2 separate regions of the Homo sapiens genome follow, and region 1 is linked to region 2. A link is a contact called in ENCODE Hi-C or POLR2A ChIA-PET data. All regions are on one chromosome and are shown on one strand. The core of a region is the stretch at or near the end of the contact, and the rest is flanking DNA. Distances in the headings are between cores, read along the strand shown. Region 1 holds the start of WWTR1-AS1 (WWTR1 antisense RNA 1). Region 2 holds the start of TSC22D2 (TSC22 domain family member 2).

Region 1 (7,557 bases), core at 1,353-3,852, 750 kb before region 2:
TTTCAGAATCTCAGCATTACACCAATCTCAGAAACAACAAAAGAACTCCTTGGACAAGATATCAACAGCCTTGAGATGGGGAAGTAATAAGAATTGGTCACTGGTATGAATCAATGGGCTCACTATAGTAAACTTCATCCATCACTGTGTATTCATTCTTAGGGCTCTCTCATAGCAATCAGAGCATCAAATATTAGTGCCAAAGAAAGGCTTGATTAAACTTTTAAAATTGTACATAGTGTCTTCACTTTTGCACTAAGGCTACTCTACTAAAGAAATATGGGCTTTAAAATGAAGTCTAAGTCAAGTTCTTAGGAGAGGAGTTTCCCTCACTGGCAGTGCAGGCAATCCTGAAACAAGTGGTTAGGCTGGCACAACCTCCATCTTTGATAGCCTGACCCTATGACCTCAATGGAACATTTCAAGTTCCAGCCTGGTTTCTCCTGAGGAATGTAGTTATCTTAGGGTACCACAATTGAAACAACCTCCTCTAGTGTTTGAGAATATATTTTCCTGTGGGGTGTAATTTGAAAATTTCAACTAATGTAAAATTCATGACATCAAAAAGCTGGAACAATGTGAAAGGAAGAAGAGTGACAAAGCAGGCTTGTGATTTGATGGTATTTTAGGTTAACAAGTTTAATGTAATAAAACTCCTAACAATTTCCACACGATTGATTTGTCCAGCCCACAACTACTCCACCACACAGTTGCTAATAACATCACTGTGCTGTGTGGTCATTATGTCACCCAGCTGGGAGCACTATGGCCTACCAACCACTGTTCACTTTTCCAGCTTGCTTTTCCCAAGAAGATAGAAACTGCAGACCACCTACTTCACCAAAAGTCCCTCTGTTCCCCAAGCTTCACAGCTTTTCTCTGATTTATCTCGGTGTCACATCCCAAAGGGCCTGGCTCTGGACTATCTGACTTAGAGTGGCCAAGGAAGGGACTAAGGGTCTGTGCCCAAGAGTTGGCTTCAGTCCTGCAGATTCAAGGCAAAGTCACCTGTGTGTTTTATGGTGGATGAACTTCACCACTGCTTCTGATCCCTGCTTCTGATCCCTTACAATTCCAACACTCAGAGACTCACTCCCTGCTTCCAGCTCTCCATATCTGTGAAATAACCGTGGAAGGACACGCACCATCTCTCTCTTTCTCTCTCTCTCTCTCTCTCTCTCTCTCACACACACACACACACACACACGAACACACGCGCGCGTTGGGCACTGTGACTTGGTGCCTTCTTCGGCTCCAGGCTGACTTACTTGAGGAAGTACCTCTGGCCAGTGGCCGTGAAGGTCATCTCCCAGCCCGGGGGCAGTGGCAGCTCGTCGGTCACGTCGTAGGACTGCTGGCGGAGGTGCGCGTGCTGCTGCGCGGGGCTACCCGCAGCACCCGCGCCGGTGCCCAGCTGCAGGGACGCGGGCGACGAGTGCGAGCGGACATGCTGGGCACCCCCAGCCAGTCGAGGCCCCGGGTGGCCGCCCGACGAGTCGGTGCTGGACTGGCGCGAGTGCGAGCCCGAATCAGGCTCCTTAAAGAAAGACTCCGGCAGGATCTTCTTCCGCCACGAGCTAGGCTTCGGATTCATGACAGAGTTGAAGAGGGCTTCGAGGTCTGTGTCTAGGTCCTGCGTGACGTGGATCACTTGCTGCCCAGGCGGCGGGAGCGGAGGGGGCGCCGAGGCCGGATTCATCTTCTGCAAAAAGAAGGTCAGATCAGCCTTTTATTTAAAGTCGGAGGAAGTGGGTAAGAGGGTTACAGGGTGAGAGGGCGAGATGGTGGGAGAAAGAATAGAGGGAAAAGGAAACGAGGAGACAGATAATTGCCCGCCTGGAGATCCCAGACACTCAGCGGTAAGACCAGCAGGATGGGGGAGGGGTCCCTCCTGGCCTCGAGAATTATGCAACTTTCTTGAAGCAAAGAAGTTGCCTGGAGGAGGAGAAGATAGGGCGAGGGGTGGAGGGAATAACTGCACTCGGGGCTTGCTGAACCGCAGGATGGCAAAGGAAAGGTCGCACGATTCCAGGACAGGCAGCCCCCCGAAAGAAGTTCAGCCCGAGCCAACTCCACCACGTCTCGACTCCGGAAGCCCGAGGAGCCTGGAGCCCTGGAGTGGTGCCGGATGAGCGCGCGAGCTCCAGCGGGCACTACCTGGGCGGGCAGCGAAGCTGAGCCTGAGCGCGCGGCGGCCGCCGTCCCGCCCGAACTTGCCGTCGGGCCTGGGTCGCTCGGGTGAGTCCCGAGATTGCGGAGCTGGAGCCGAGGCTTGGCTGACAAATCCCGACCCGACTCTGTGCCTGGCAGTCTAAGGGCTTCGGCTCTCACATCCCCCGAGCTGGCCTAAGGCGCTAGTGCTGGGCGAAAAGGAGGCGCAGGAGAAGCAGACAGCGCGGCCGCAGCAGCTCCCGGACTGTCCCATAAACAAAGTTTGGAGCAAACTCCCACCCCCAGGAAAGAGGCGGGCCCGAAAGTTGAGCTGTTGAATTATGTATGACCTCCTAGTCCCTAGCCGGCCAGCCCCCGCTCGCCCCTCCTCTTCCTCCTCCTCCTCCTCCCACCTCGGCTCCAGAAAACCCTGGGCGTGATGGGTACTTTACTGGGTAAGAGGAGACGGGTGCCCCCCACCCACTCCTCCCGGCCGCGCGGACCTCTCCCGCTCAGACCTGCATCTGCATTCCTTTGAGTTTACCACGGACTTGGGGCGGGATCAAAGGGAAAGTGGCCTGAGCCTGTTTCATCAAGGGGTTGTGGACCGAAACCAAGGCCGGGGGTGGCGGAGGGCACGCGGATGAGGGGCTCAGGCCTAGGAAGGGCCGGTCCTGGACACCGCGCCCTCCCCTGCAGCCAGGCGCCGAGGCCTGCAGCACCCGGAGCGCCGCACTGACCCGCGATTCTGCCCGAAGGCCGGCCCGGGTGCGCCCCGGCGCGGGGAGACACCAACAAGGCCAGCTTTTCCACGAGAGGCTGCTTAGCTCTTGTGACCATATTTGGTCTGGCGAGGAGGCATCTTGGCTGCCTGGCTCTCAATTGTCTGCTAGAGCACAGACGGTGCCCAGAAAGTGCCTCTGTCACTGGAGATGCGGCTTCGCCAACGGGTGGGTTGTAAACAAACAACTTTCAAACCATTCATCAATCCTTAATTTCCTCTACGGGGGTGACTCAGGCCACTAGAGATTGAGAAGAAAAAGCTGGGTGTTGGAAGAGAAGAGCAATTGCACCCCCCTCCCCCGCAACATCCGTGAGGGTTGTGGGAGGATTGGAATGTCCCTGCCGCCCTCCGGGGAGCCTGGAGCCGGGATGGAACCCGAGCAGGTGGCTGGAAGTAGAGAGGGTGCGCCAGTGACCCGAAAAAAGCCACCCACCTTCCCACCAACTAGATCTGGGCGAGGGATGGAGACCCCCTGCCTCTAGCTAAGGGAAGAAGGTCAAGTCTGGCGAAACAGCTGCGGGAAGTAGGAGGAGGCCTTGCCCTTCAGAGCAGCTCAATTTCTTTTCTCTCTGGTTGCCTCTCCACTGAGGGGAAAGGGTGGGGGGAGATGGCGAGGTAAGCCAAATTCCAGGAAGCCCCTACTCCACCCCATTTGATTCAAATAGGAGTTTATTAAGTAAATCAAACGAGACAATGTAAAGCACTTCGCACAGCACCGGGCTGGTTACGTAAGTGTTTGTTAAATAAAAGAGAACTGTATGTTCTTCAAGTTCACGTATTGTGCCTTAATTTTTTTTTTTTTTTTTTTGAGTGACGTCTCCCTCTTGTCCCCCAGGCTTGAGTGCAATAGCTCCATCTCAGCTCACTGCAACCTCCGCCTCCCGGGTTCAAACGATTCTCCTGCCTCTGCCTCCCAAGTAGCTAGGATTAAGACGCCTGCCACCACGCCCAGCTAATTTTTGTATTTTTTAAAAGCAAAAATGGGGTTTCACCATGTTGGCCAGGCTGGTCTCAAATCCTGACTTCAGGTGATCCGCCCGCCTCAGGCTCCCAAAGTGCTGGGATTACAGGCATGAGCCACCGCGCCCAGCCTGCCTTAATATTTTTACAGGGTAAAATAAAGTCGAAGTTAAAATCTGGAGCTGCCTTGGAGGAGAAAAGTTTAAGGAAAAGACAAGGCCACTCATAGTTTTGCCTCGGAAAAGGTAGAATTTTGGGGCCACTCCCTGAATGGCTGCATCCATATCCAAAACAGAACCACCAAAGTGAGCCACTTCCCCTGTTATCTGTACTTGGAGGTGGCTCCAATTCCAGACTCCTCATAGACTGGAAGAAATTAGGGCCATCTTAGACTAAGGCAGGCATACACGTATCATCCTTTTTTTTTTTTTTTTGAGATGGAGTCTCACTCTATTGCCCAGGATGGAGTGCAGTGGCATGATCGCGGCTCACTGCAACCTCTGCCTCCCTGGTTCAAGCAATTATCCTGCCTCAGCCTCCCGAGTAGCTGGGATTCTGTGCAGCAAGTCCTCTGCCCATAGGACTGGCAAAAGGAAAGGGGAAACTAGCACAGGTCACTCCTTGGAAAGTAGAATCTTTGCAAGCTACTCTCAGAAGCCATCACAGTTGCAACAACAGGGGAAATAAGCTATCGAACAAGAGGAAGTGACTGGAACCTAATGATACTAATTCAGAAGTCACAAGGCTGACTTGATGATTAAAAGATGAAAACTTGAGGCCAGCCCTACTCTAGGAAAGTCCTCACTCCCGAAGAAAGGTGAGAATCAGGGTTGGAATTAGATGGGCAGTGAGAATCTGGGTTGGAACTGGATGGGCAAGGATGCAGTCTTCGTTTCTTTCCAAGCTTCAAGAAATAGATAGTGCAACAGATAAAGTAGATGTATGAAACGGAAATTGCCCTTAACACAGGATAACTGAAAAACTCCCAGTTCCCAAATAGCATATAAGATGTAATAGTGAATAATTCAAAAGATTTGCTGTTGTCCCAGCCATTCCAACAACAGCTTCAGATTAAATAACATTTACAGATGTCTTGTATGTATCAGGTACTGCCCGTAAGAGGCAGCACAGTGGATAAGTGTATAATTTCTGGAACAAAACAGCTGAGTCACTTCAGACAAGACATTTAAGCTCTCTATTCTTGGGTTTCCTCCTTTGTAAATTAGGGACAATAACAGTACCCACCCCACAGGATTCTAGGTGAAAACACATACACATTTTATTTGTTGATATTTGATTTAGAACACAATATTTGAAGCTGGCTCTATCTGCTACATTATGCAAGTAGCTTAGCATTCCTAAGTCACAGTTTACTCATTTACAAATTGGAAATAATATTGTGGTAGTCTCTCTGCTGCGTTGCTGCCTTTCAATGGCCCAGCCTCATGTTATTTATACCTTTACGTAGCCCCTTCCACTTAATCTGGACTGGGCCAGTGATTTGCCTTAACCAGGAAAATGTGGCAGTGAAGTTGTGCCACTTCCCTGCCTTTCCCATCCCATCCCCTAGGAAGGTATGGAAGCTTCCACTTTGTACTTTTAGGAGACCTGAGCCACTAAGTAAGAAGTCCAGTTACCCTGTTGGATAAACCACATGGAGAAGGAAAGGCCCTGAGATACTTGGAGAGAGGGAAAAGTCCAGCTGCCCAGCACCTGAGCTGAGCCCAGCCTCAGCCAACCCCACCGGCTGACTGCAAACACATCAGTGACCACCAGTAAGACCAGCAGAGCTGCACAGCCAAGCCCAGCCCAGATTGCAGAATTGTGAGCAAATAAAATGGATATTGCTTTAAGCCACAAAATATTGAAATGTTTTTTAAATGTAGAATGTGCATTCTAAGAATAAAAAGTTGCAAATAAAGTCTTTTTTTTTTTCTCAGACAGGGTTTCACTTTGTTGCCCAGGCTAGAGTGCAATGGCTTGATCTCAGCTCACTGCACCCTTCACCTCCCAGGTTCAAGTGATTCTTGTGCCTCAGCCTCCCGAGTAGTTGGGACTACAGACGTGCACCACCACGCCTGGCTAATTTTTGTATTTTTTTAGTAGAGGCAGGATTTCATCATGTTGGCCAGGCTGATCTTGAACTCCTGGTCTCAAGTGATCCGCCCACCTTGGCCTCCCAAAGTGCTAGGATTATAGGCTTGAGCCACCATGCCCGGCCACAAATAAAGTTTTTTTTTTTTTTTTTGAGACGGAGTCTTACTCTGTCACCTAGGCTGGAGTGCAGTGGCACAATATCAGCTCACCACAACCTCCACCTCCCGGGTTCAAGCGATTCTCCTGCCTCAGCCTCCTGAGTAGCTGGGATTACAGGCACCCACCACCACACCTGGCTAATTTTTGTATATTTAGTAGAGACGGGGTTTCACCATTTGGGCCAGGCTGGTCTTGAACTCCTGACCTTGTGATCCACCCGCCTCCACCTCCCAAAGTGCTGGGATTACAGGCGTGAGCCACCTCGCCCGGCCAAATAAAGCTCTTAACACAAAGCCTGCTTAACATAATAAAGCACTCAACAAATATGGCTGTTTTGTTTCATGGAGACCTAAAGATAAGGAAACTGGATCGATGAGTTAGAAAGTATTTTGTCCAAATATATACAATGAAACCATGTTAAAAAAAAACAAAAAACCCTGAGATTCAGCCCAGGGTTGTAACTCTAGAGCAGAGTGCATTCTCCAGACTGCATCCTGTGTGAGCCAGGAGTTGCTCCCTGGTATTGCCATTTTAAATCGTGTGATACTTTTTGTCTGACTATCTCATAAAGAAACTCCACAGCTTTTATAAGATAATCAGTTGAGAGCACACTCCTGCTGATAGATATGTAAATCTTTCCATTTGCAAACACTTTCCAACAAAGTCCATGCCTGCTTCTAAATCCTCCCCACAACACACTTCCTACTGAAGCTTCTCCTGAGTCATCCCTTTCTCTTCCCTCTGTTCACATCCAATCAGCGGCAAATGCTATTGATTCTTTCTTCTAGTGTCCCCCAAAATCCATGCTTCCCTTCCCACTCTCACGACAGGACCTTATCTCAAAATGCTTGAAGTGGTCTCCTAACTGGTTTCTCTGCCTCCAGTCTCTGTTTTCTGGTCTCCTTCTTTTATGATGTCATTACCCAGCTCAGAAGTTTTTTTTAACAACTGTTCACAAGTATATGAGTCAAAGCTATCAATCTGGCACTAAAGGTTTCCCAACACACTGCCATCTTCATAGCTTTCTGACCCTGGTTCTTACATGATCCAGTAATAAAGTATCTTTCTCCCACTTCAGCCAGGCTCTGACCCAAGCATATTTGGCCTAATTCGTTAATACACCTACCTGAACTTTGCTATTTGAATTCTGCTCAAAATTGTCCTCCAAACTCCATTGCCAGGCGTTCAGTAATCTCTCCCTTCTTCCTAAATTCTCCTTGTTCTTGTCTTTTTCACTCTTTCCACATGTAATCAAACATAACACTGCCTTACATTGTTTTGTCTTGTTTTTTCAGACAGAGTCTTACTCTGTCACCCAGGCTGGAGTGCAATGGCGCAATCTCAGCTCACTGCAACATCCGCCTCCCGGGTTCAAGCGATTCTCCTGTCTTAGCCTCTCAAGTAGC
Region 2 (7,007 bases), core at 3,068-5,567:
TCCTTCATGTGTGAATACAGTTTATATAAGTTTCTACACTCACATTTTTTAAAATTTTATAAGCTGATAGTAGTAACATACAGAAGGAATTATAACCTCCAAGTCTAGAAATTTGCAGTCTTTCAATGTTCTTTTGTGAGTGTTAGAGTTTTACAGTTTAAAATTACAGGTATGCTACAACTTTAATCAATACTTCAAATTCATATACAAGAAAGACTAGACAGTGATGATTCACTTTGTCAAAGAATGTGCCATTGAATGTCTGTAAATAGCTCATCTATGACAGAATATGGCTTCTCCATAAAATCATGGATGTCTAGTAACTGCTTTCTTCTTCTTTTTTCAATTAACAAATGGTATTGCCAATAGTATCACATTGAGTTGCTATCTTTTCTTCTGAAGATGCCAAAGCTGCCACATCTGTGACCTTTTTCCATACTTTTTCAGTGGATTTGGTAGTTTAACACCTCTTTACCACAATGTTATTTCTTTTTAGTGATAGGGGAACTGAGGGAGTAATAGACTTGTCAGCAATCACAAAACGAGATTATAGCAAAACTGGAGCTTACTCTTGATCTGTCCAACTAGGAAATGTAGTTTAAAAAAAACTTCATCCTGACTGGCCACATATAATATTTAAAAAGAAAAATAAAGAAGTAATATAGTCATTAATGGATTTTGTTTGGATTTTCTGTTGCCCTACATTGCAGAATTTAAACAAGCTTGTAAAACCGCAGAGCTAATATCTTACATTCTAAGTTAAATTCCATAAAATATAATACAGGTCTTAATAGGACATTATGTTTATTTCAGTTCGAAATGCACCCTTTACTTTTACCAAATTGCTACATTTTGCTTGAACATCAAAGGTCTTTGGAAGTCAAGGAAATCTTCATTAAAAAAAAAAAAAAGACAACATTGTTTCATAGTATATTAAACTCAAAAAGAGTATTTAATAGAAGTTTCCTTAAAAACACCTCATTATCAAGTAAGCATTTGTGCATCTCAGTCAAATTATACTTTTCTTTATAATAGTATTTATGGAATTTTATTAGCCTTAGTCCTTTCTCATTACATTTTTTTTTCCTTTTTGGGCAATACCACACAATGGTCTCACTGAAAGGGTTTATTAATATGATATTGTTCCAGAAATGGAACCCTACGAAAATCATAGTAATAAATCAAGTACTACTTATTTAGACAACTGATATTTATTTCCAGCAAATGCTTTGTGGAACCTGAAAACTATTCTCCATTTTGTATTTTTCTATTAGGTTGGTGCAAAAGTAATTGCAGTTTTTGCCATCATGTAAGTGACAAAAACCACAATTACTTTTGCACCAAACTAATAACAATTTGGTAATAAAAAACACAGAAAATAAGCATAAACTATTTCTAAACTCCAGAAAAAATTGTTGACTGGGATATAGGTAGTCCAATTCTTAATACACAACACAGGGAATGTTCAATAAATGTCACTGTCTAACTGATAGTATTAATGCTAAAGGGTTACTTCTCTTTGCCTAGGCCATTGCTTAATTTCTATGGAAAGTATTTTCTTTATCCCATAATGTTTAATGCATCATTATTATTTTAAATATAATATACCTTCATTGAAAAAAAAGAGGTTTTCTTGAGTATCTAGAGTTTACATTCCAGGATTTTCTATGAAATAATTCACCATCTGCTACTGATGAGGTTAGATAATAACTTAGGAAAATTTGGGGGTATGATGTTTACAGATGATGAAAAGATGTTGCTGTAGCAGTTTTTTATTTTCATCAGTAGAAACTGTCCTTAGTTTTTAACTGCTTTTATTCCCCTGCATTATGTTTTCTAAATGTATCTCCCATGCATCACTGCAATTTGAAATATTTGAAAAAAGTACCAGGTACAGAAGAAACAGTCAAGTTGGGGGCTCTAAGAGCAGTAATCGAGGATTCCCACAGCCTCTAGTATGGTCTCTGGGTACAGGCATGCAGCCTGGTAACTGCATTAAGACTCCTAGTCTTGAGGTTTGGGACTCCAAGGATCTCTTTATTCCAGTGAGTTAGGCTACCATCTTACTTACTAACCACTCTCTATACAGGGAGCATATGTACTTGCATATACATACTGCTTTCTATCATTTAAATTAGTTATTGAAAGGCTTTCAATTCTTTGTGGACCAACTTTTGAATTACATACTTTTTTGTTTAGATATAGCTATGCCACTTTTTGTCCTCTACGTTGATTTCCAACTTACTTGCAAAAATCAGAATTCTTATTTCTTTGTAGCAGTTTGATGTAATAAATTCTGTACATTTTTTAAGGGCAAATGTATAAAAGTAGCTAGGGCTTTTAAACTTTTGGAAAACAATATTTTCAAGAGAACTATTAAACACAAATCCTTAACCATCTAAATGACACTTTTAAAAGTTATAAATCATATGCTTTTCCTAAGATGTCTTTTAACATCTTTAGCCCCCTCCTTACCAGAAATTTAGTCCACTTCTGGATCTCTTCTAAATTATCTTTATCTTTCCTTTCATCTCATAATATATCATTTTAAGGAGAAATGGTCTTACAGATTACTTTAAGATTTTTCCTCTAAATGTACGATTTAAGAGTATCATAACGAGTAATCAAGAAGTTTATATGATAAGATAATGTAAAGGGATGAGCAGGCATATAATACTCATTTTTCCAAAAGCACCACCATCAACACTACCCATTATAACCACCTTAAACATCTGGTAAATCAATCCAAAATTAAATTAAGCTTTTATAAATTCATATTGGGTTTAACCATTTGATCTAACTTATTGATGGAAAACTGCCTCTAACAATTACTGAAATTACAGACTTAGAAATGAAACATTCCATTAGCTATCTCTGCCACAATAGCATAACGTTACATTTTGTTCCATTACTTTCGCCCAGCCCCTTAAGAAATAGGGATTTTATGTCGTCTTATTTCACATTCTGACTCCAGTCACTTGGGTTTGGAGGGCATGGTTTCCACTAAAGTTAAAAGACCTAGCTCTATAAATTACAACTAAAGACCTAAAAAATTCTCTGCAAATTTAATTCTCAAAACATCTTTTGGGATAAAAAGTATTTCTATTCTTCAAAGATTAGAGAACCGAGTTCAACGATTTACTGATTTAAGTTATCATTATGTGATTGCTAACGCTGCAGTAGATATGAAATCACGATTTCCATTAAGACTTAGATTTTACCTAAATGACGACTGCTTTAGTATGTCAAAGTTTAGGAGCCCATCCCCATTTTTTTAAACTGCTTAAAAGAATGGCCTTAGCATGCCAAAGTTTAAGAGCCCATCCCCATTTTTTTTTAACTGCTTAAAAGAATGGCCTTACCATTTTCTTTGGCCAGGAACTAACTACAAGATGATAAATTTGCCAGTACTTTCTTTTCATAGTTGTTCTTTGCATTGGAACAGGAAAGGGTGCTTTATCACTCGTTACGGTTGTTCATGGCCCAATCCAAATCATATAATACGCTGGCTGCTACTAACAGTTTTAGAATAAACAAAAAGAAGAACTATAATGCAGTAGGTTCTACATTTATAAAGCCCATGAGCTGATTTCGTGCCGAAAGTAAAACAGTCTCAAGAGTTTAAATGAATCCTGGAATCACAGCAAATTCAGGAAATTTAGGAATATGTTGGTAACCCTTAAGCTTTTTAAAAACTGACTACACCCTGGGCAAGTAACCACCCCCTGATGCCGTTGTGGGAGACAGAATTTCTGGCAGGAAGATAATTTTCTGACTCAATCTGGCTTGCCGTTCTTGTTTAATCATCCCCATTTCTCTGAACATTTTACTCCTCTGACTACAATGGTCAACATTTATTTTCAGAAGTTTTAAAGTGATTTAGTTCTTCCAGCCGCACCTCTTTTTATCCCATCTAAGTCTTCCCCAGCCCCCATTCCTATCGCCCTCGTTTCACTAAGATTTTGCTAAACATTAGACACAAGCACATGACCTCCAGTCTTCCACTGTCTCGGAACAAACCGACATAAAAACATCTGATTAGTTCCATTGTAAGCTTCCCTAGGCTTAGAATTTAAAATGGTCTTTAGCTCGTCAATGCTTAAAGAACCTACAACACAAAATTTAAATTTTAAAAATTTTAAATAAAGAAACCGCTCCCTTTTTTAACCTTTAGCCCCGCCCATTGCCCCCCACCCCAGGTTCCACGCGAAACTGCAGGAAACCGGAGGGGGCGGAGCGGTGACGTCACGACGCCGGTGCGTCACGGAACGGCGGCGGCTGCGGCGCTGGCGGTGGCTGCGGCAGCGGCGGCATTTTAGTCGGCAGCGGCGGCGGCAGCGGGGCTGCTGCTCCTCCCAGCATCCCTGGCGCGGCCATTTCAGCCCCATCTTGGCCCAGCGGAGGGAGCTGCAGCCGCCGCTTCAGCAGTTTGAATTTCAGTTTCTTCGGGGTTTAGGAATTGGGCGCACCGAGGAGGAGCCGGAGAAGCCACCACCGCTACCTCACACAGCCGGGGCGCCTCCGGTCCCGTGCCAGCGGTCTGCCGCCGCCGCCCCTCTCTGAGAGAAGCCGCGAGGGGAGGCCGAGACCGCCGTCGCCGCCCGCCCGCAGGGGTGGTTCCCCCTGTAAGGGGAGGACCGAGCCGGCTTTCCCCTCCCCCAGAGCGGGTTTCCGCCTGAGGCAGTCGACATGTCCCTGGGGCTGAGCTCCGGCTAGAGCCGGGGAGGGAGGGCCGCCTGCCCGCGCCACAGCCCCACCGCCCGCCCGCGGACCTTCAGCCAGCTCCGGCCCGCGGCTCCCGGCTGAATTAGGCATCTCCGACTCCGGACTCGCCGCTCCTTCCCTCAGTCAGAGAGCCCAGCGCTGACGCCGGCACCGGCCTGAGGAGCCCGAGCGGGGCAGCACCGCCCCTCACGCCGCCGCCACCGCCTCCTCCTCCTCCTCTTCGCCCTCCCACTCCCACCCCCAGCCAAGGCCTGCTGACCGCGCCGAGCGCCGAGCTGGACTGACCACGGCTGCCCGGAGACGAGAGAGGAAGCAGCCGGCCCGCCCCTGGGTTCGCGCTCTCGCCGCCTCTGAGGGAATTGAATTGAGGCGCCGCGGCTGCGAGAGCTAAAAAGGAAGGAGGAGCCGCCGCGGGACTGAGACGGGGGCAGAGCCGAAGAGACCGACACAGAGAAGGAAACGAGGAGGAGGATGTCTCACCGGGCGGCCAGCGCCTGGATCAGCCCGTGACTCTTAACAGCGGCGGGCCTCAGACCCCAGCGCAGACTCGGACTTTGTCTTTGGGGGCCCGTGCTCTGCCCTCCCCGGTTTCCGACAGGACCCAGAGGAGCCGGCGTGCCTCTCTGCCCTCCAGCCTTCTTCACCATGTCCAAGATGCCGGCCAAGAAGAAGAGCTGCTTCCAGATCACCAGTGTCACCACGGCCCAGGTGGCCACTAGCATCACCGAGGACACCGAGAGCTTGGACGACCCGGACGAGTCACGCACAGAGGACGTCTCCTCCGAGATTTTCGACGTCTCTCGGGCCACGGATTATGGCCCTGAGGAGGTCTGCGAGCGCAGCTCTTCCGAAGAGACGCTTAACAATGTTGGGGATGCGGAGACTCCCGGGACCGTCTCCCCAAACCTCCTCCTAGATGGGCAGCTGGCAGCGGCGGCTGCTGCTCCCGCCAACGGAGGAGGAGTCGTTTCGGCCCGGAGCGTGTCTGGGGCGCTCGCCAGTACCCTGGCGGCGGCTGCCACTTCGGCCCCCGCCCCCGGAGCACCCGGCGGCCCCCAGCTCGCGGGCTCATCCGCCGGGCCAGTGACTGCAGCCCCATCTCAGCCTCCCACCACATGTAGTTCCCGTTTTCGCGTGATCAAGCTGGACCACGGGAGCGGAGAGCCCTATAGACGCGGCCGATGGACGTGTATGGAATACTATGAGAGGGATTCAGACAGCAGCGTCCTGACTAGATCCGGGGATTGCATTAGACACAGCAGTACTTTTGACCAGACTGCGGAGCGGGACAGCGGCCTGGGCGCCACCGGAGGGTCGGTGGTGGTAGTAGTGGCCTCCATGCAGGGGGCGCACGGGCCCGAGTCGGGAACTGACAGCTCCTTGACTGCTGTGTCACAGCTACCCCCGTCGGAGAAAATGAGCCAGCCCACTCCGGCCCAGCCGCAGAGTTTTAGCGTTGGGCAGCCACAGCCGCCGCCGCCACCCGTAGGTGGGGCTGTGGCTCAAAGCTCGGCTCCGCTGCCGCCGTTCCCGGGAGCCGCGACCGGGCCGCAGCCAATGATGGCAGCCGCGCAGCCCAGCCAGCCCCAGGGAGCGGGGCCCGGGGGACAGACTCTGCCGCCGACGAATGTAACCCTGGCGCAGCCGGCTATGTCCCTGCCTCCGCAGCCGGGCCCTGCAGTGGGCGCCCCCGCGGCGCAGCAGCCCCAGCAGTTCGCGTATCCTCAGCCTCAGATACCGCCCGGACATTTGCTGCCCGTCCAGCCCTCCGGCCAGAGTGAGTACCTGCAGCAGCACGTGGCCGGCCTGCAGCCGCCAAGCCCCGCGCAGCCCTCGTCCACCGGCGCCGCAGCGAGCCCCGCCACGGCGGCCACCCTTCCCGTGGGCACCGGCCAGAATGCTTCCTCGGTGGGCGCGCAGCTCATGGGCGCGTCTTCCCAGCCCAGCGAAGCCATGGCCCCCCGGACGGGACCAGCGCAAGGCGGGCAGGTCGCGCCTTGTCAGCCGACTGGAGTGCCCCCGGCTACTGTGGGAGGCGTGGTGCAGCCGTGCCTCGGTCCTGCCGGGGCTGGGCAGCCCCAGTCCGTGCCTCCGCCGCAGATGGGTGGCAGTGGTCCGCTGTCAGCCGTACCTGGTGGCCCTCACGCCGTGGTGCCCGGAGTTCCAAACGTGCCTGCAGCCGTGCCCGCTCCAAGCGTGCCTAGTGTGTCTACCACTTCTGTTACTATGCCAAATGTACCCGCGCCTCTGGCCCAGTCGCAACAGCTGAGCAGCCATACGCC

What was found. Hi-C counts contacts between places; a loop is a spot of excess contacts on that map. ChIA-PET counts read pairs that join two places held with the same protein, here RNA polymerase II (POLR2A). Pooled maps may share reads with other maps.
Region 1: a loop to region 2 is called in a map of gastrocnemius medialis, with 6 times the contacts of the local background. The contact joins the promoter of WWTR1-AS1 here to the promoter of TSC22D2 in region 2. A Hi-C loop is called at or near these places in 1 of 168 maps with a recorded cell type or tissue (gastrocnemius medialis), 1 of 37 single-sample maps with no recorded cell type and 10 of 50 pooled maps. POLR2A ChIA-PET finds 5 or more read pairs at or near these places in 2 of 52 experiments (H1 and PC-9).

Annotation. Positions count from the first base shown.
Region 1 is chr3:149,655,608-149,663,164 of GRCh38, forward strand. WWTR1-AS1 (WWTR1 antisense RNA 1) reads left to right here and starts at 2,603. Exons shown (of 3, transcript NR_040250.1): 1 at 2,603-3,101; 2 at 3,771-4,712; 3 at 5,499-5,757. WWTR1 (WW domain containing transcription regulator 1) reads right to left here and starts at 2,418. Exons shown (of 7, transcript NM_015472.6): 1 at 2,158-2,418; 2 at 1,269-1,702. The coding sequence starts at 1,699. RefSeq lists enhancers at 2,245-2,824, 2,432-2,501, 3,062-3,271 and a silencer at 2,732-2,891.
Region 2 is chr3:150,403,981-150,410,987 of GRCh38, forward strand. It overlaps TSC22D2 (TSC22 domain family member 2), which reads left to right and starts at 4,318. Exons shown (of 3, transcript NM_001303264.2): 1 at 4,318-7,007. The coding sequence starts at 5,371. RefSeq lists silencers at 4,409-5,008, 5,679-5,848, 6,109-6,388 and enhancers at 5,379-5,428, 6,135-7,007.